Regions from separate parts of the Homo sapiens genome. Here region 2 is linked to region 1. Evidence: chromatin loops called from intact Hi-C (ENCODE). Cell type or tissue: dorsolateral prefrontal cortex. All regions are shown on one strand. Each heading gives the region's core, and the rest is flanking DNA. Links, peaks and the distances in the headings are about the cores only.

What was found. A loop is a pair of places that touch in the nucleus more often than their neighbours do. Peaks named below come from ENCODE experiments on the same cell type or tissue, not always from the same donor. Only the 100,000 strongest peaks of a DNase experiment are listed, where the experiment ranks them.
Region 2: a loop joins it to region 1, with 5 times the contacts of the local background. A loop is called at or near these places in 7 of 110 quality-filtered maps.

The regions. Positions count from the first base shown.
Region 1 is chr5:87,777,127-87,787,798 of GRCh38, reverse strand. No RefSeq gene overlaps it. Among named protein-coding and RNA genes, the nearest start is that of LINC02144, 49 kb to the right of the region's middle. RefSeq lists enhancers at 1-604, 1-712. In dorsolateral prefrontal cortex, for the core only: CTCF peaks have their summits at 6,271 and 6,482 (motif pointing left); a DNase peak (open chromatin) is centred at 6,458; H3K4me3 peaks cover 2,577 bases; H3K27ac peaks cover 6,744 bases.
Region 2 is chr5:87,893,910-87,904,581 of GRCh38, reverse strand. No RefSeq gene overlaps it. Among named protein-coding and RNA genes, the nearest start is that of LINC02144, 170 kb to the right of the region's middle. In dorsolateral prefrontal cortex, for the core only: CTCF peaks have their summits at 5,112 and 5,316; DNase peaks (open chromatin) are centred at 4,681, 5,021 and 5,251; H3K4me3 peaks cover 905 bases; H3K27ac peaks cover 5,882 bases.

The DNA of each region.
Region 1 (10,672 bases), core at 1,509-9,508:
CTCACAGAGGTAGTTGTAAGACAATTAAATCTCGCTTCTCAGGCAAATGATTTTGGTAGTTAACCTGAAACAGCCAACAATATTGAAGAGAATGAATGCATTTGAAGCAATGATGTAATGGGGTACTGCTTGGCCAGAAAAGCATGCATGTGTATTGATGTGCATATCTATATGTGTATGTTTATTTCAATACTCTATGTCCACAGTTTTCATGATTCATAGGTCCTTTGATATTACGTGGGTAAGTGGCAAGGATTTTAAACAATTTCATAATCTGCCCTTTTAATTTATATTTTAAAAGAACACAAAAATATTCTTATTTTTGCAGAATTATATACTCTAAACTGTAGTTTCATAAACAGAAAACATTTACATAGTTAACATCAGTTTGATGTGACAACCAATTTAGTTTTAATTTCATTTGCATCGGCTAAATTCAATTTCGCTTTCCCTCCTTACTGAATTGCTTGAATGTCAAAAGGAAGCTTGTAGTCTTTCGAAGAGATACTCATTTCAGCCTGCATTATTTGTTCACCTTCAGTTGTGTGGACTTCCTATTTTATTTCAAGTATAGTCTATCAGGATTCTCATGGTTTGTCCTTTTTAAGAAGGAATAAAAATGTGCCAAGTGACAAAATTGTGTAGCGCACACAAATTCTAAAAGATTCATGGAAAAAAAATTATACATTTGTTAGGAAGTCTTGTACTTATTGATAAATATTAAATACAAAATAAACGGAGCAAAGAGATTGCTGTATCAGAAACATAACATAAACATGCATTTTAGTTCAGAATAATTTAAAATTTTAATTGTTTAATAATTTGAAAATTAAAGGGCCCTGCCTTTAGTATAATTTAAATATACCTTTAATTTCTCATATCTCATTTATGTTGAAAATATCCATTTTCCTTTGCCAAAATTCTCTAAGAAGCCTCAGTTAATTATTATTTATATTTAGTCCAAGCTTTATTCCTGAGGCAAAATCCTACATTTAATTACACACACAAACATGTAATAAACATACTTTTATCTCTGGAGGTACACATTTTCTTCTCCACCTAAGGGGATTCTAATAAAGAGCTATTGATTTGGGAGATCTGTACTCCAAAAATACATTGACCCAAACATACAGATATCACAGATGTATGCTGTGCACAAAGTGTGTATGTCTTTTCATTAAGTTATGCAGACATGTAGCTTCCTTATATGTAAATAAAATCGCTCTCCATTGATGCTTGTACACCTAATTCTCTCAATTATCCTTAAATATTGAAAAGCAACTTTCAGGGAACTAGGCATGTTGCCCTATATGACTTCCAAGGCAGAAATATTGGTATCGGAATTCTACATACTTGTAGATTATTTTTTAAACCTGTTATTTTTCTATGTTTAGATCATAGAGGAATAGAAAAATCCCTTAGAAAAATAAATTGACCTAAAAAAAGATGTGTTTGCTCCGAATGCTGAGTTTAGTGAAGAGTGATGCACCTGACTCCTCTGGATACTTCCAAATGAGTCTGGCTAATTGGGGTAACCTAAGCCAATGGCCATTTGAAAGACTCGAGGTCAGGTGTTTTATTGCTGGGATAGTATTCAAAAAAATGACTGTCAGGGGTGAACGAAGAATTATGTCAAGAGCATTCAGCATTACTGCCACTAAAAAGAGAGGAGGGGAAAAACATTGTGAAGAAAAACATGTCATTTTCTAAATGAGCTAGGGGAGGAGGATAGGGCAATAATGTGGCCTTCAGCTGTTGGTTTATTAGGTTTCCATTCCCATGATCCACATCTGCGTTAGGCAGAAATAGTTTTACTTTTAATACAATTGCACTCTACTACTTTGCTTTCTTATGGAGTAAAAAATAGCTGTGAAAAACGTGCAAATGAGGTTTGTTCTGTGTGGCTGTTGTTTCCCTATCTCCTATGCTATTTTCCTGGTTCTATAGCAAATCTTAGCATTGTTGTCTGATTTGCCATGGAACAGTGAACATTGCTTTTCCTAGCCAAATCATCCAGTGTTAAATGCTATGTGATACAGATCAATAGGGCATCTACAGCTGTACAAAAAGGGCAATGTTGTTTCTATTAACAATTTTGAAAGAGAGTGTGGCCTAGTGGTTAAAGGATTAAATAGGTTGTTGAGGTTTTTGATGTCTTGAATTCTAATTCTACCTAAGCCTTTGGATTCCTGATGAAGTTGTTAGCAGATTTTTTTCATTTTGATCTGCACCAATATACTCATGGGTTATATACTTGGGGATATTATTATTGTGTGATCATTCAATAAATAATAAAAATCTGGAGGACTGATGAAGATTGGAAAAACATCTTGATGACTTCAAAAAAAATGTTGCTTTAAATATTCAATCAGATTAATTACTAATGTTATTTTTCACATAATGGTTTTGTGTTTCAGGCTGTTCCTCCATCTCGCCTGAGCCCATTTAGCAAACTGGGGTAAGGGCTTGTATTGGTTCTAGTTATCTGGATTTTCCTTAAGGAACAGGATACGTTTTGTTTCCTGTAAAGACATAACTTGTCAGTGGCATTTTAATGAACTGTAATGTAGAAAAAGTGGTTGGCTTTTTGGTGCCATTGCCAACCCCAGGTGCAAATGGTTGTTTTTGAGGATTAGCAATATACATCCCTCTTTATTTCATTTTGGGGCAGAGGCCTGTATGAGTCTGTGTGTGTGTGGTTATGTGTGCACATATGTCTATGTGAGAGAAAGAGAGAAAGAAACCGAGACAGAAGAGTTTATAGAATTGTATGTTGCTGTGGTTAACTAAAGCTAACCTTTGAAAGTAGTATAGGCCCTCCTATCGTATTTCCTGCAGAATCAGATTTCTGGATTCCAGATGATCTGAATTCTGTCTTCCTTCCTCCTTTTCCCTCTGTCTGTCTCTGTTTCTCTGTCTCTGTCTCACTTTTCTCTGTTTCTCTTTCTCTATTTCATTCTTTCTCATTCTCCCCCATCCCCAGTTCATTTCAGAAGAATGTTACATGTTTATAAACAATTCACTCAAGCAGCAAAGAGAAGAGAAGGAGGAAAGAGACATATTATTCTTGGAACAAAGACACATATTATCTTTAGTGTAATCAAATAATAGAAGTCCAACATTAATTATATTCAAATATCTGCCATTTGGTTTTAGTGCACTTTATTTTATTTTACTTTTTTATTTTATGTGTTTAATCTTGTACTCCATAAAAGTGGGAATGCAGCCCTTTGTAACTGGAGACTGGTGGAAAACTAAGCGTTCTGAGGCTGATGAGACTGCACATGGAAATGGAGATTGTGGCTATCACTTTGGTCTTATTGGTGACCCAGCCTTGGTCACAGATTAAATACTTAGGGCAGTGCATTGTGGGAAGACATTTGTGAAAACACTTGGAAAACTAGAATTAATATACTATGTTGATAAAGTTTTCTTGATTTTTGGAATAGTTGACTTAAGTTTGTGTGAAGGAATTAAATGAAATAGTCAACAATCAAGTATAATGTCTTCCCCAAATCAATGGGGGATTTAAAAAAACCATTTCTTCTATATTACTCATATTAAAGAGATATTAATTTCAGTCACATTAAGATGTTATATGCTTTCTCTGGCTTTCTTTAAAACCTCCTTATTTTCCTAATTTGTTCCAACAAGATTTTTATTTTAAAAGATGTAATTCAAACATGATATTCTGGTCTACAAAAGGGTAATTTTGCAGTTTTTAAAAGAAAGTACACTTATTTTATTAACAGTTTCCAAATTATTGGTGGGTCTCTTTTTAGTTTTTCTTAAAAATATACAATGACTTTGTAGAATCTTCACTACAGCATGAAACAAAAAATTTCTAGGTGAGAAAAACTTAAGAGCTTATTTCTGTATAATCACAACTCTGCTATTTAATGTTATTTATTATCACAGGGATCAATACTTAATTAGCTTAATGCTTAAATATTCAGCTATTTGAACATTTAATTATTAAATTATTTGATATTCAATTAACCTGGACAAATAAGCCAATCAATATTAAAAGACTTTCTCCGAACAACAAAATAAAACAAACGTTTTGTTATTTAAGTGAGATTCTGATCAATAGATTTTCTTTTATATTTTATGAATTCCGACATTACAGAGAACTAATTGACAAATGAGAATACAATGCATTACTAATAATTTCAAATACTAGTTACATCTGCTTGGTGTGACTCCAAATATAATTTGAATTTGAATTTTTCTGCTTCGCCTACTGCATCTACAAAAGCATTTACAACATTTTCTATTCTTTTTTCTCTGGTTGTTTGCATCTCTGGTTGTGTCGCAAATTTTATCAAACTCTTTGGACATACAAATACAAAAAGAACCAAAAAAGATTAGTCTATTTCACTTCTGCCCTATCACTTCTCTGCCATGAACACTTGAAAGTGTCCTGTTTACTCATTTTATGGAGTTCAGTCATTTATTCACATGGAAGTGCAAATTTAAAAAAAAATAAGTTTTAAAAAGGGTTTTTATTGAAATATTTCATTATAATCCGTTATGGAGGCAATACTCCTCTCAGCATCAGTGAGAAGCTATTGGTTTTCTGCAAGTGATCAAACAGAACTGAGTGGGCAGCTTTAGAGCACATATATACACTCCCTGGTGGATTTTCAAGCACAAAGTAACTTAATGTCCCACTGATGTTAAGCAGTCAGTTGTCACGAAAAAGCTTAGTGGCCGTTCACAACCAGCTAAAATTATATTTCTAGCAATTGTTTTAGATCTGTATATAGAATAATTGACTTCAAAATGATTAAAGTATTTGTCTTGTTTTACATTCCTTATGATCAATTGACTAACCTGTTACTATGAATTACATAGAATGTCTAAGAGGAAAAAAAATCAGCTGTGCACACATGGAGCTCCTATTTCAAGATATCTTTATCTATCTGTCTGCTTTATAGCAACACGTTGTATAATAATAGTCATGGATTTAGGGAGCTTATATCCAAAGTGAAGATTTTCATGATATCAAAGATTAGAACCAATTCAAACATAATCCAAATGACTCATTTCATCTATTAATATGACAAATTAACATGTTCTTATAAACCAGAACTACACAGGGTAAAAACAAAAATGTAACACTATGAAGCAAGTTTTGCCAAGTTGCCCATTTGTTCTCCAATATTTGCATTTTAAAGAGGTATAACTACATTATTGAATTCTTATTTTGACAAATATTTTAGTTGAATGCCCTCATAAAATCTCCGGTTTTCATAAATTCATGGATATTAGGGCTAAAAGTGTACATTAAAAATGATACATCTTGCTCTGAGACACTATACAGGAAAAAAATAACTTTTCAGAGGTGGATAAAAACTGAAAAAAAATGCTTTTAAAAATCTTTCAGTTTTTGAACTGGTATGATATTATACCAAAACTGTAAAACCCATTATACGTATAAACATAACTATATCAGTAGCATATGAAGTAAATTATGCACTTCAGTTCGCCAATGTGTAATATCATTTTTGATCATATGTAAATTTGCTATAAGAGGTTTTAAAAGGAATCTTTAAAAATATACCCCAAACTACAACAGATTTGTCATTCATGCACTGCTGAGCATAGAGGCCTAATTTTACCTTTTTGCTATTATTTTAAATTAAGGCACTTATCTGAAAGATCAAAACAGCTTTTACATTGGACACTTTGTGAAGGGAGATAGTGATAATATCTGGAGGAATATGGTAATTAGTCCTGTTGTGGAGGCACAGAGAGATGCCTCATGCATGTATTGGGAATCTGCAAAGACCAAATATAAAAGTATATCTCAAAGTTGGGAGGGTAGATTAGAAGGTGCCTAGTGATCTGGCAGAAACATTAAATAAAGCAAAAAACATTGCATTTATAAAGCAAGAACAAAGACATTTCCTTTTGCTTTGCTGGTAAAGAATATTAAAAGAGGACAACCTCCTTTTTGACAGCAGTTTTAAATCCAGCTTTTCATATTACAGTCCTTAATGAGGGACCCCACAATATCAGATGAAGAAAAACAAAGAGAATTTTTGATGAAAAAAAAATCAGGAAAAAGAGAGGGGATGACTGAGAATATGCAAACTTTGTCTGCAGTTGTTTGAGCACAGGCATAATGCTGAAGGGACTTTTTCCCTATAACTACCTATTAAGGAAGGCTGCATAACAAATAGCAGACTATCCCCTAAAGAGCTGAAAGGTAAAGTTCTCAGGAAGCCCCAGTAAATACTGAAATGATTTTTACTATTCCAAATTTAATTCGACATTTTCTTAGTGTGTGTATGGGGAGGGCGGAATACCCCCTTTGTGTCCTAAAAAGTGTCATGCAACACAGAAAGATCTCTCTGAAAGAAAACGCGTCTTACTTGACTAAACACTGAGCTCTCAGCGTGAAGAGAATAAACGCCTCAATGTTACACGCGGCCGTGTGGCAGAGCAGGTCCAATGCAGTGCTCTCACGCCATCTAGCGGCTTTGTGAGAAGTCTCTCTTCTGTGATCTCAGTGAGCCACTCCTGTTTGTATTTAAGTAGTGCCTATAATGCAAATGGAAGTGCAAATAGAAGAGAGAAATTGCCATAATTATTCAGAGAATTTGGACACAAAGTAGTTATTTTGCTTGAAAAATATAATTTTTCAGGATGAAATATTCCAGCAGTTTAAATACCCTGGCTTAAAATTTTTGGTGCCATTTTGGTTTAAGCGGAAGTGGTTTCAGAACTAGGGCCCTTCCTTTCACTTTTGTCTAATTATCTGCTACATCTCTTTCCTTTCTTCTTCTCTACTTTCCTTTATTTTCACATCATACTTTTCTTTAAAATTTCTGTTTTGATTTCAAATTTCTCAACGGCTTGAAGCTTTTTTTTTTTTTTTGCTTGTATTCATCAGGCTTTTATTTTAATAAAATGCCCCCTTTGGCATTCTAATTTGAGACAATAATAGGTAATAAAATCAAAGAACCAACTTTCTGCTTCTTGGAAACACCCAAAATAGTGCTATCCTCAGATACTCTTCCCCTACCAACCCTCAGATGTGCTGCCCTGCAAGCAGCACTTGGAATGTCAAATTGCAAAGATACTGTTTACAAGCTATTTTAGCCACTCTCAGAAATACAAGTTTCCACTGTCATCTTTGCAAAATGGCATTATACACACTATTTATATGAATAGAAAGTGTGCTTGAACTTTGCTTAATGAATCAATCTTCAACTAGTGTAAAGTCTACTTAACCAAAATGACGTTTCATTCTTTTCCTATTTGAGAGTTATTTCATAGGCCTAGGCATTCTCCCTTTTGATACCATTGAGTCACACATTTTAATATTACATTTATTATATCTACAGATGGAAACTCTTATACTCTGAAAATATAGTTTCCTTTTTGGATAATGTGAAAAATTAAATTTACGGTGTTTTCATTGAGATACCTTTTAATGATACAAAGAAGCTAATTTCTATATTTGTATAACAAACATCTGCATAGTATTAGTCATGAACCAGGATTAAAGTTTCTAAATCACCAATAAAAGGGGCTGTTGGTGGGAAACTAATAGGAATTTTGAAGACCCCATGTATTTTATTGCGTTTGGGAATCAATAAGAAATACAAGTTGCGACTTTCTCTATACATGTGGTGTTCAAAGACTGATAAATATTTTAAATCAAACATCCTTACTTGAAGGGATTTAGTAAATTAATTTAGTACTTGTTGAAGAGGTGTGCACATTTAACCTTTCAAACATTATAAGTAATATACAAGTGGAAAATAATTTTGTTTTTTTGTTTATATTAAAAATTCACTTTCAAGGATTCAATTATGAACAAACAAAAATTCATAAAATCTGAATTTAACATTTCTCTGATAAGTATGATGTTATTTGCCTTTGCTGTGTTCTTTTTGAACATTTATATTTCATCATTTAATTTAGACTATGAGCAAATATTTTAAAGTAAGGATGCTTTTTAAAAAAATGCTGAATCAGAAAGAATGTTCTTTGATTTTTCTACTTTGTACTAATTTTAGTATAAATTTTCTTAAAGAGAGGTCAAGTCTGGGTTTTCGCCTTTCAAACAACCATAGGGAAAAATTCATGTTACACAAAATGCTCATTTTTTTTTCCAATTTTTTCTTGGAATGGCAATATGAAATCTTAAACAATAAATGTTTACAGATGATATCTATATATATTCTAGTAGATCAACTGGTTGGTGATTTTTTAAAACTGATATTTTAACTATAATTTTCTTATCTGAAGACATTATCTGGTAATTTTAAAACTGTACTTTTATTACATTTTCTAATAATTATTATATATGAAATTTGATTTTATTTTCAAATGTAAAAAGAAGCTACTTATAAAATTCTAAGTAATATTGGTCCAATTTTAATTGAAATCCAGCAGTGTTTCTACCAATTTTAATGTCAATATTATTGAGAACCACATACAGCAGTGTTCCTTAAAACAATATTCAGAAAAACTTTAGAAAGCTGGAAACTTCTTTGTTGAGTAGCATGATAGTGCTTTTCTGCATTTTTTCTAAATAGGTTCACATAGACAGAAAAATAGACTTCCAAACAGTTTAAAAAATATATCTGAGTAAAATGCTACTTTTCTGATAAATTCACTACAATTATACATATTCTTTGTTTCAAAGAAAAGGAAAAAAACCTCAGGGAGGTTTTATTTCATAGAAAAAGGCATGTAGGCATCACACATTGCTGTCTGAGGACAGTGCTGCGTTTTGATTAGAACAAGAAGCTATAATTGGAGTGATAATCTTTTACACTGTTTTTAATTGTAATCAGTGCAGATGTTTGTAGCTTTATGATTAAAAAATGGTGCTTTATGATATGTATAGTTGATTTTTTAGGCCACAGGCTGCTCAACTTGGCTTATCTGAAAACTTGAATTTGATAGTCAAAAGTACTGAAAAGTGAGAAATCCACAAGTATTAAAAAACAAGCATCTACCATTTTTGATGGACTAAAATTTGTATGTTTTAATCTTACTAAGCTTATGTAGATAATTTTTTGTATCCTTTCTTCATGAAGTGAAATAAAGAAGCTCCATCTATAAGACTAAAGGAAAATTTGAATTATGATAGAAAATAGCTTTGATAAAGAAAATATTAAAGTCTTCATAATTTAAGCATGATCTCTCCCAGGATAAGATAATTTGGCTCATTCTTTAGGTGTTAGAATGAAATGCAGATGAAAACAATTCTATATAAGCATTACATTTTGCATTTCTTTCATTGTGTCTATTTTTATCTTAAGTTTCCCTGGAGATATAGATGATAGATAGATAGATAGATAGATAGATAGATAGATAGATAGATAGATAGATAGATGATAGAGATATCTGAATTTTTCAGTTTTTATTCATAATGTTTTTAATGGAATTAATAGAATTAATTAACTTTGGCATTTATATTATATACCCGGGGGAGGGTCTTTCTGTATTTTCTGGAGGAACGATTTGCAGTCTCATAAACACAAATTAAGGGAGTCCTTTCCTCCCTTTTATGTGTAGGAGTATATTTGGTGTATGGACATCTCTTAATGAATGTCATTGGTCAGGTGCTCTCTACCTAATGCTGCACTTAAAGGCAGATATTCTGGATGTTAGATCCCTTTCTTTCACTTCTCTTGGGCTGTATTTCTCTTTTAGGTTACACAGCTAGGCTGCAGCAGTATCCCATTCTGTCTGCCTCTTAAATGAAACAGAGTGGAAAACCATGCCCCCACATAGAAGCATCTGCTTTATTAAAACAATACATGTGTTCAAGACTCAACAAGGCATTCTGAATCACAGTGAAGTTTAGAAATCAGCTGATTAATTTTCTGCAAGAATCCTTGGGGGAATTTCCTTTTTTTCTTTGTATCAAAAAACACATCGATTTAAACAGCAAACATCTGATTATAAGTGGTAGAAATGTGAGTATATATGTGTAACAGCTAAGACTAAACTTGTTAATGCCTAGAAATTTATGGTAAAGAAACTTAGGAAGTATTTTACTTCTTACAGTTTTAGACCCCAAATTCCTAACATAAGAATAATATCCTGTCTTCATTACAATAGCAATATAGAAATTGATTCATTGCTAGAGTGTTCACAAATTTTACAAAGGAACTGAAAATTATTATATGGCTAATACTGATCATTTAAATAATAATAGCTGCTACTCAAAGCCATCTGCCATAATTTGTATTTTTTATTGCTCATCTTTAGAATAATCTCACAAATTAGGAAGTATTTATATTGTACACATAAGGAAACTGAGACTAACAGAATTTGGATCACTTGCCCATGGTCACCAGCTATCAAATGGCAAAATAAATTCAAATCTATGTCTGCTTCATCTTACTACACATCATTCCTCCATGCCATGCTCATCACTAATGTGAGTCAGAAACTGTCCCATGTTCTTTATGCATATCACTTGATTATAAAGCCTGTTTCTTTTCCTATATGCTTCTTAAATTGAACAAAATTTGGATGTGTAAGTAACAGTATATTTATAGTATTAACTTCTTAGCAAAAGCAGAAACAGAACTTTTATCAGATATGTCAATAATCAAAGCATTCAATTTTGGTAGAAATCAGGGGTCATGATGCTAACAAACTGGATTTAATACAATATGAAAACAAACTCTAATGG
Region 2 (10,672 bases), core at 1,255-9,254, 120 kb before region 1:
ACAGGTTTGGAGCTATAAAAACAGCAATTTTATAATGCAACTGCTGAAAACTTATATCAGGAGACCTTGGGCTGTGAGTAACAATACCCAAGTAAAAACGGCTTGAAAATGAAAACATTAATTAATACTTCTCCTTCAAACTTGTGCTTCATAATCTCCCTTTTCAAGACTGTCATCTCATTTGTCCCTCTCCTGGACACAATGAATCATTAAATACACTACTTAGCAAAGCACTTATTATTAAATTTGTTAGTCAACATATCATAACATTTATTTTTCTTCCTCTCATAATCGCCTCAAGTTCTTTGAGGGCAAGAATCATGTTTGATTCATCTGCATATTTCCAGAGCCCTGCACAGTGCCTGGAACAAAGTGGGCACTACATATTTGTAGATTAAGTGAATGCATGAATGGCAGAATGGATGAATATATAATTGAGTAAATAAGATGGGGTCAGATTTTATACCATAATTATATGGGTGTCATATAAATGTCTCCATTATTTGCTGTACACCATGGGTTGCAGATTGGAGGTTTTCAGCACAACACATTCTTTTCCCAGTGCTTCAATGAAGTTGTTTCCAAAACAATGTCTTATTTTTCAGTCTGACAATATAAGTACAAATTAATATCAATATCATGATATAATTGTGCTACTTGCCATCTAGAGGCAATCAATGAAACTTAGGAGCCCTCAGAAACTATTATCCTTCTCCTATCTATCTCATATAAATATTGTAACCATCTATTAATAAAATAATGCTGTTTAAAGTAACTTAGATTTTTTTTAGTGCTTAAGTTTAGCAAAATATTTGCTAATGTTTTTAGAAGGTACTTTTGAAATTGGTAATATTCCCTGCAATATTTGTATAAAATGAGACTTGTTTAATTGAAAAGAAGCTTATCGGTCAGGCGTGGTGGCTCACGCCTGTAATCCCAGCACTTTGGGAGGCCGAGGTGGGCGGATCATCGGAGGACAGGAGTTCGAGACCAGCCTGGCCAACATAGTGAAACCCTGTCTCTACTGAAAATACAAAAATTAACCAGGTGTGGTGGCCACACTTATAATCCCAGCTACTCGGGAGGCTGAGGCAGGAGAACACTTGAACCCAGGAGGCAGAGGTTGCAGTGAGCCGAGACCGTGCCATTGCACTCCAGCCTGGGGGACAAGAGAAAACTCTGTCTAAAAAAAAAAGAAAGGAAGAAAGATTTATTATTAGCACATCTTAACTTTATATTGAAAGCCTTATGTGATAGAGTAAAAAGTAATGAACTGGATTCTGAGAGTATAGATTAAGTATCAAATGAAATAACTTTGTAGATTATCAACTTTATTGAGGTCATAAGGTTATATATTTATGTGCTTTCCATAAAATGTTTTACAGTACATGCCAAATGATCTGTTGTTTCTTCAGATTAATGGAATAATGTGCTTGTCAAAATCTTTATTCTTAGCATCGCATAAAACGCGTAGATTAGCAAGAGGTTTTGCTAGGGTTCTTAAAGTTTGGACTCAAAAAAAAAGACCTCTATTCAGAATTTCATATAATAGAGTAAATTTATGATTCTTAAAATAAATTACCATTTCTAACACTTAGAGAAGTACAGTGGAGTCAGAGGTGTCTGGCCTTACTTATTAATTCCACCTCTCTACTCCTTTTTCAAGCTTCATTTTTTTTTCTCCAGTTGAGTATCTTGCAGAGGTAAGTGCTGAAAAGAATATAACCAAGTCTTGCGTTATGTAACAGAACACACAGTTAGAGATTTTGTGTGGGCTACAAAAAAAAAATACATCTGAGAGTGCAGAAAGTTAGCGTTAGCATGAACAGTACATGCCAAGGTATTTATTAGAAAGGAAGGACATTTGTGTGTGTATGCACATGTGCACCATTATAAACAAAGGTACCAACCTGCAATTTCATTATAAAAGATAGCTCAACAAATAAGAACCATATTTTCATCTCTTATGAACGATTTTGTTTTCAGAAACTTTAGGCAAATTCAGAACTATAAAACATATGGCAAATTAGAGGAGCCACTCTTTAGTTTCGGGAGGTCTCTCCTGCTGGAGTGACTCAGCGGTTCAAGAAGCATCCATGGGAGGAGAAAGATCCAAAACCATTTGCTGGTATTACACAAATTAGCAATTTCACAAAACATCACCACTGTTCAGATCAGGAGTCAGGAGAAATAATGTTAAGCCAGAAGAAGGAAGGATTAGAATGTGTCCTGAATTCAAAGTCAAGAGAATATGGGAATTCAACTGCACAGTCAAGACTAAGGCATCTAGATATATCATATATTATAGAATATATGAATCTAGAAAGTGGACTTGAGACAAACACAAGGGAAATGGACATGTGGAACACACTGGAGTCCCTTAGAGTAAGTCTGAAGTCATGTCTACATTTGGATTGTCAAAATCCAGTTATAGAAACATAACTATAGGCAGCAGAGCAGGTAATGAAATTCATTCATAGAGAGCCTGAGAGTGAATGTTAGAAGCAGCTCAGCCACAGGTTGGCTTTGATGGAAAGTGATCTTGACAGCTAGGGTCCCTTTTATCCCCCCATCTCTAGCTAGAATTAGTCTCAGTGTGGCCTCCTGCAGAGTCTACAGGCAGGAGAACCAGAAGAATGCAGGGGCTAGTACTGTTAGTTACTCTCCTGCCCCAGTCAGAATGTCTGGCTGCCATTCTCCTTCATCCCTTTCCCTCTTCTTTTTCCCCCACCCTACAACACCCTCTTCTGGGTTTCTCCCTACAACTCTGTGAGAGTGCTCCTAGAATTCTCATGAATGGTTAGGGAATTTTCTTCTCTCCTGGACAAAGACATGTTAACACCATTCATCAATCAGCAATCTGTCTGTACACATGTACACCTCTAAATGACTCTTAACTAGTTGATTCCCATGCCTCTTGCTTTCCAGGTAATCTGCCATTTTTCTTTTTCCTCCACAAGTATTCTTAATGTGAATTCTATGAACACATAGAATTCAGATGATCTTTGAGTCTCTTGAGATTACAATTAAAATTTTGGATGTACTTCTGAATGTGAACTTTTCTGAAAATAGAGTTTATGAATTTCATTGCATTTTCAGTGGGGCTGGTGATATAAAATGATTAAGAGCCATTAATTTATGACATTTATTTTATTCATTGGCTTCCTGCCATTTCCTTTCTAGTATGACAATAGGGCCACTACCACAATCACTAATGGAATTTGTACAGCACTTTATAAGTTATGATATTCTTTAAAATACTCTTTTGTGTTCATAAACCCATTTGATGTTCATGACTTTCCTGAGAAAGGTCAGGTCTTTTTTTTTTTTGAGACGGAATCTTACTCTGTCCCCCAGGCTGGAGTGCAGTGGTGTGATCTCAGCTCACTACAACCTCCACCTCCTGGGTCCAAGTGATTTTCCCGCCTCATCCTCCTGAGTAGCTGGGATTACAGGCACCCGCCATCATGCCTGGCTAATTTTTGTATCTTTGTAGAGATGGGGTTTCATCATGTTGGCCAGGCTGGTCTTGAACTCCTGACCTCAGGTGATCCACCTGCCTCGGCCTCCCAAATTGCTGGAATTACAGGCGTGAGCCACCATGCCCGTCCCAGGTCTTGTTATATCCACTTACAGATAAGGAAAATCAGACTTAGAGATTAAGAACCATCTAGGTAAGTATATGGCAGAGCTGGGACCAGAACTCAAGTATCTTAACTCTTGGTCTGTAAGCAAAGAGCTCTTTGCATGGCCAAGGTGTTTAATAACTATTTAGGACTTTTCCGTCTTCAGGCTGCATTTATTTTTCCTCTTTAGTACTATCTTTGATCCTGGAGACTAAGGTACGTGTACAATTTGTCCAGATTTTCCCTATTTTCAAATGAGGTACTGTGACACAATGTGATTTTTTTTCCCTAGGGCCTTGAATCTCCTTCAGTATATTTAGAAGCAAAATGATTCACAGATTTAAAACACAGACAGGAAGTCAGTAACTCAAAGAACTAAATGTGTCTCTGGTTTAGATTTGCTGAGTGACCTTAAACAAAACACTTAACCTTTCTTTCTCAATTAATCTGTGAAATGGAGTTAAACCATTTTCTCATACCACTAAAACAACAGTTAATAACTCATTGAACACTTAGAAATTTACACATGCCACATACATAAACATGTTTCTGATGTTATTTTGAGTAGGTAAGTGTTTCCTATGTGAAATCATTAAAAAACTTCACAAGATTGAATGTGTAATTCATTTTCTGATTAGACTGTTTATTTTAAAAATCAATTTTTTTCTGCATTTTTGGTTGATTATTTTTCCCACTAAATTTACTGTCTCATCAAAGCAGCGTTTGTTCATTTGTAGAATCATTTAGCGTGTATTGGACTATGGGGACCTGAGATGGAACTTTTCCCATTTAAGAAAATAGCCACTCTGTGTTTAGGTTCCTGTAGGGGACACTTTAGGAGAGTGATGTTGTTATATCATGCCTACAAATACCTCATCTGGGTCTGTAGTCTCTGATATATCTGCTCATTCAAGATAGTGGCACTTAGCAATTCAACCAGATGTAAGTTGGCTAATAAACAAAGCCAGTATTCTCTAGGGGCTTGAACAACACTTCCTGTGTTTGACTCTGGTTGCCCTGAAGTTGTTTTAAGTCCAGCACTGCTGGTGACGTTTCCCCTTGTGCACTGAACAGCTCATGCCGTGTCAAAGGGCGTTGACCTTTTCACTCTTAGAACAAAAAGACTGGAAACAAATTATGCTCTGAGAATTGGTCAAAGGATAACAACAACAACAAAAAAGTGCCTGACCCCCAAAACAAGTGATGAACACAAATTCTAAGCTTTAGAGTATTATCATTAAGAGTATTGTCTCTTTAACCAACTTTTCTTTAAAGTGTAATATGAGCATTTGCTTCAATTTACTCTGAAACCACCCACCCCCCAACCCCCCTTGGCTCCTTTTGCAGAACACAATGAACCAACTACTGTTGTCCCTACTCCCCCTATCCAGCTGAATCTGTTCCAGTTTACGAGCTGTCCACCATGGAGCTAAGTCTTCCAAACAGAATGACTCATCTGCAAGTTTTGCTCGTGGCTTCTGAGAGTATATTTAGTGTGAAGAACTGGAGGATGCAGCATATCCAAACACATGCTAGGCTACAGAATTTGAGTGGGAAAAAGAGGACAGGGCTAAAATAGAACTGTAATAAGCCAAAGAATTAGAGGCCTGGCTTAGCTTTTTCTGCTATGTAGCTTCAGCAACACCTACAGTTCCCCGCCAAGAATGGCACACCATATTAATGTAACGAAAATGAGGCTTCCCTGGTGGTTTCTTTTGGAAGGAAGAAAAACATACTTATGTAAAAAATAATCAAAAATAAAAATAAACCAGTGCTTCACTATTGTTCCAAGTTAATGGGAAAATAATTTATCCTTATATTAGTGAAATTAGGCAACACTTGCCCAGGAGCTACTTGTGCAGATAACTGGTGAGCTGAACAAACTTCTTAGGAAATTGTTTAGGTTGGTTCTTCATTATTAAACTCAAGCTGAATTTGACATAATTACAGGAACCACTCTCCTCTTCTTTCTCTCAGTCGTACTCTTGAACAAAAAGTTTTTGTGTTAATCGATTTGCCTTTTGATTTTATTGTTTAAATGTTCCATCAAAGACAATTATGGAAACCTAGGTATGATCTCACGTTTATATTGCTCAACAGTTCATCAGTGTTCTGACACTAAGTCAGCATTTGAAAGCAGTGATCACAAAAGCTAACAATCAGGGGTTCATGTCCCAGCACACGCCACGGAGCGACCAAAGTAGCTTTCTTTGGCTTGAACTAACACTCCCCTCACAGACTTCAACCCAACTCTCCTCTTTTTTCCTTCCTTTATGGCTCTGTGCTTACTTGTCTTTCTTCCTTTCTGTAGCTGTCGCTGTATTTCTCCTATTTACTTGTCTTTTTTCCCTTTTTTCTTCTATCTTTTCATTTTGTTGCTTCTCTCTTCTGTTCCTCCCTTCATCTGTTTTTCTTAGCTGACTATGACAGTGAACTAAATATTATATTTAAATAACTGTTGTAAATCTCTGCAGAAAGGTTCAATTTTTTTCTCTTTAATAATCTATTATCAATAGTCAAAGTTTTGTATTTCTCTCATAAAAAATACATCATTTTTTTAATGAAGCCTTGATTTCCTTTTTGTTTCCCAGTAGCTCTTGATAGAAAAAGCAAAAAATTTCCTTAATCCTAAATCCAAAATGGATTTTCAGAGTAGAGCAGTTCAAGTTGCCCCCTCTCCCCCGCAAAACAGGGAAGACTTGTTTCTAGCCAGTTGCTTTCAAAATGATTTTCTTTTATTACCCCCAAACTCACTTATGCATAGCGATAGTCTTTGATTTACTTTAGGGAGAAAGCTAGTAGACACTAGTAAATTTAGTTGCAATTTCAGTCATACTTTTTAAATAACATATTTTATAAATATTATTTCAATTTTATATCTTTTTTATTTGTCACATTTCTAACTGTATTCAAGTGAAATCTTTACTGTAGTCTAGAAGTATATTGCAACAAATCTGTCTGATAATCAAATAAACATAAAAGAGAAGTCAAATAACCTCCTTTTTTTGACCAATCAACTAAAAAAGATGAAAAAAAATTGTAACCCCCAATGCTTGCAATGGTTCTATGAAATTCAGAGTTCAGCTTATACATTGCTGGCAGGAGTGCAACTGGTTCTCTCTCTCTCTCTCTTTCATATATATATATATATACACATAATTGCAGGAACCACTTTTCAATTTTCAGTTACATACATATACACATATATAAAATACATATTATATATACACACATAAATACACAAAATACATATGCTGTATGAATACATATACATTTCTTTGTAAAAACACATGTAAGTATGTATTTTGAGCTAATAATTCCATTTTTAGAAACTTAAAGCAACAATTTTAAATTTGAGGGTAGGCATTATGATGCTTTTCAGAGATTTATTTATAGTTTTTTTTAAAGAGGCAAGCAAATGCTTAATTGTAGGAGAATTACTAAGTAAACTTTCAGTGTTTACTAATTGTACTCAACAGCATTTAATTCAGACATTAAAATAATGGTTTTGAAAAAGATGTAGTAACATGGGGATATGCTTTTGATGTGATGTCACAATTGTGTAATAAAGAAACATCGATGTACAGGAAAAAAAAACCTTGAAGGAAAACACAAAACCGTCCAAAATATTTGTATGAATATTAAAATTGTTTTTTAAAAAAGGTTTTTGTATAGTCAAATTTTTACAAATGCACATGCATAACTTTTAAAAACTCATATGAAGATCTATACCAGTCACCATCCTCAGCTCCTCCAGTAAAACTTAATTGTCGTTATTTTTCAGAATGTTACGCTCTTAAAAATTTGGAGAAACATTGTACCAAAATTCTGCACACTTTAAAAATGTTGAAAGGTTATATATTTCTAAATTGCTTTGAACCCTAAGGGAAAAATTGTATTTGAACATGTCACATCCCTTGATGACCATTATTTGCATTGTAAAATGTTGCTCCCCGGTTCTAGCAAGTAACAAAACAGTGTCTTCCAGATGTATTAAAAAAATTTTAAATCCAATTATTGTAGTCTCATTCATACAAAAAATAAAGGAAATATAGGGAGATATTTTATGGAGTTTGATACCAGCATAAGGAAAGGAAAAAAATGAAATAAAAACCGTTCTTATTGTTATTACAAAACAATTTTATTTCTAGAAATTTTACTTTACTTTTCTCCTAATATTTAATATCTGAGGCTTACACATAACACAGACAAAATACATACCTGTACAATTGTGATTATGAGTGTTGTGTTAACAACTACTGCTATTCTATCAAAACTGTGAACAGAGAATGGGTATTAATTAATGGGAGACATTAACAGGCGGGAAAAGTTGAGGGAGTATTCAATAAGCTGTCAAAACAGGAGCTAAATTCTATAGAACGGGTGTTCACATATCTGACAAAAATCGATCCTGAAACTTTGCTTTTCCATTTTTGCTTAGAAAACAACACTACCCAGACTCTCACCTACTCATCTTTCAATTGTTCAGAATAATGGTGTTTATGGCATGAAAATCAAATTCTTTTTAGTACTTTAGAGATCAACAAAGCCACTGTGAATTGTGACACAAAAGGGATACACAGGTGTGTATTTAGAGCTGTACTTGAAACTGTCTTATTTTACCCTGTAGGATTAAAGATCTCAGAAAGATAGAGCGTGGTTTGGGAAATAAATTGTGTCAAATATTATAGTTAAATATAGGCCATAGAAATCTCCAGAAAATAAGTCAGCTTTTAGACTGTAATTTCAAATATGTAAATTCTATTTTAATGTGTTTATTTTAAATTCCTGTGGGAAAAACAGATTGCATAGTGACATGTAAACCCTAAATAAAATCTCTGAGGTCAGTAACTTAGTCTTAAATATTTTTCAGTGAACATTGTGAGGGATTACTTTGAAGAAAAGCAAAAAATCTGATAGACAAACACACTGATTTTCTAAACTCCTTACCTCACAATGGAAATACCACCAAAGGTGAAGCCCATATTTCTACAAATTGAGCATATAACACAGCGCTATTGTTATTGCTGGCAAGAGCCCGTAAAGTTCTAGGATTTGATAGGCACTTAAAGGCACATGCTTCACAAATATTCTTCCACATTCCCTTGACTCCTTACCTGAAGTTCTAACATTAGTTACTTCTTTCTGTTGAGAAGCACTGGCAATCCTTCGTGAAATACTTGTCAAAATACTAGAACAACAGGCTATAATAGTAAATTACAAAAGAGGAAATACAAATGAACAGTAAACATATGAAAAGATGCTTTGTCTCACTAATAATTGTCACTCACACATTTTTTTCCATTTTTTTATTGCGGTAAAATACATATAACATAAAATTTATGATGTTATGTTAACCATTTGTAAGTATATAATTCAATGGTATTAAATACATTTGTAATGTTGTGCAAACATCACCATCATCTCTCTTCATAATTCTTTTTCATCTTGTAAAATGAAACTCAATACCCATTAACAACTTCTATTCCCTCCTTCCTCTAGTCCCTGCTATTCTACTTTCTATCTCTATGATTTTAACTACTCTAAGTGCCTCATAGTAGAATCATACAGTGTTTGTCTGCTTGTAACTGGCTTATTTCACTTGGTGTAATGTCCTTAAGGTTCACTTATGTTGTAGCATAGGTCAGAACTTCCTTCCTTTTTAAGGCTGAATAATATTCCTTCCCATGTATGTACCACATTTTGTTTATCTATTCATCCATTGATGCATATTTGGGTAGCTTCCACGTTTTAGCCATTGTGAATAAAGCTGCTATACACATGGGTGCACAAATATCTCTTCAACATTTTGTTTTCAATTCTTTTAGGTATATACCCAGAAGTGGAATTGCTGAATCATGTGATAATTCCATTTTTTTTATTTTTTAAGGAACCACCATACTGTCTTCCACAATGGCTATTCCATTTTACAATCCCATGAATAGTGGCCCAAGGGTTCCATAGTAACATATTTTTAGCCAAAACATCATTGTGACAATATTTCCAATAATGAAAAATTGAATACAGTAATTTATTCATAACATATTGAAGTATGTTATGTTCATATTATGAACTACTCTGCTGCTACTGGAATGAGACTTAGGTTATATTTATTGACATGGAAAAGTATCCGTACCATATATAATTGAGTTAATAAAATCAGATTACATAAGAGTTTATGTAAAATTATGCCGTTTCTGTAGAATTGTATACTCATGTTTATAAATGCATATTAATGTATATGTGACTAGTTATCTATGGATAACTGGTAATTTGTTACTTTCTTTTTTGTGTTTTCTATATTGTTCAATTTTTTAAAATGTCTCTAGATCATTTTACCCAAAAAGCTATAAAAATAATGTATACCATTCATTATTATCTTAACATGTTTTTTAATCTCTTAGCTGTTAATTCTCCTAGATGGACCTAGTTAAAGGTCAGCTGATCATTTTAGTATTCACTGATGGCCTACGATGTGTCATTACACTAGTAGGTCCTTAGATAAAAGAAGGAGTAGGACATAGTCTGTGCCCACTTTCCAGGTGCCGTGGTTTAGTGGATCACATATACTTACAAACAAATCATTATAAATCCATTGGATGAATAAAACAATAAAAATAAAAAGAACAAAAAGGACATTGGAGAGATAACAATAACCTACAACTGTAAGGTAGAAATTGGAGGTCAAGAAAAATTTAAACAGAGGAACAGAGGATGTAATGCCTGGGCAAGGTTTTTTGTTTTTGTTTTTGTTTTGTTTGTTTTTATTTTAGTGACAAGGTCTCACACTGTTGGCCAGGCTAGAGTGCAGTGGTGACCACACCTAACTAATTTTTATTTTATTTCACTTGTTGTAGAGTCAGGGTCTCACTATGTTGCCCAAGCATGTTTCAGACTCCTGGGTTCATGTAATCCTCCTGCCTCAGCTTCCCAAAGTGTTGGGATTATAGATGTAAGCCATCACATATGGCAGGGATTAAAAAGAAAGAGTAAAAGTTGACAAGAAGATGGGGAAGCAGTTAGGATTTGAGGGAGAGGGAGGAGAA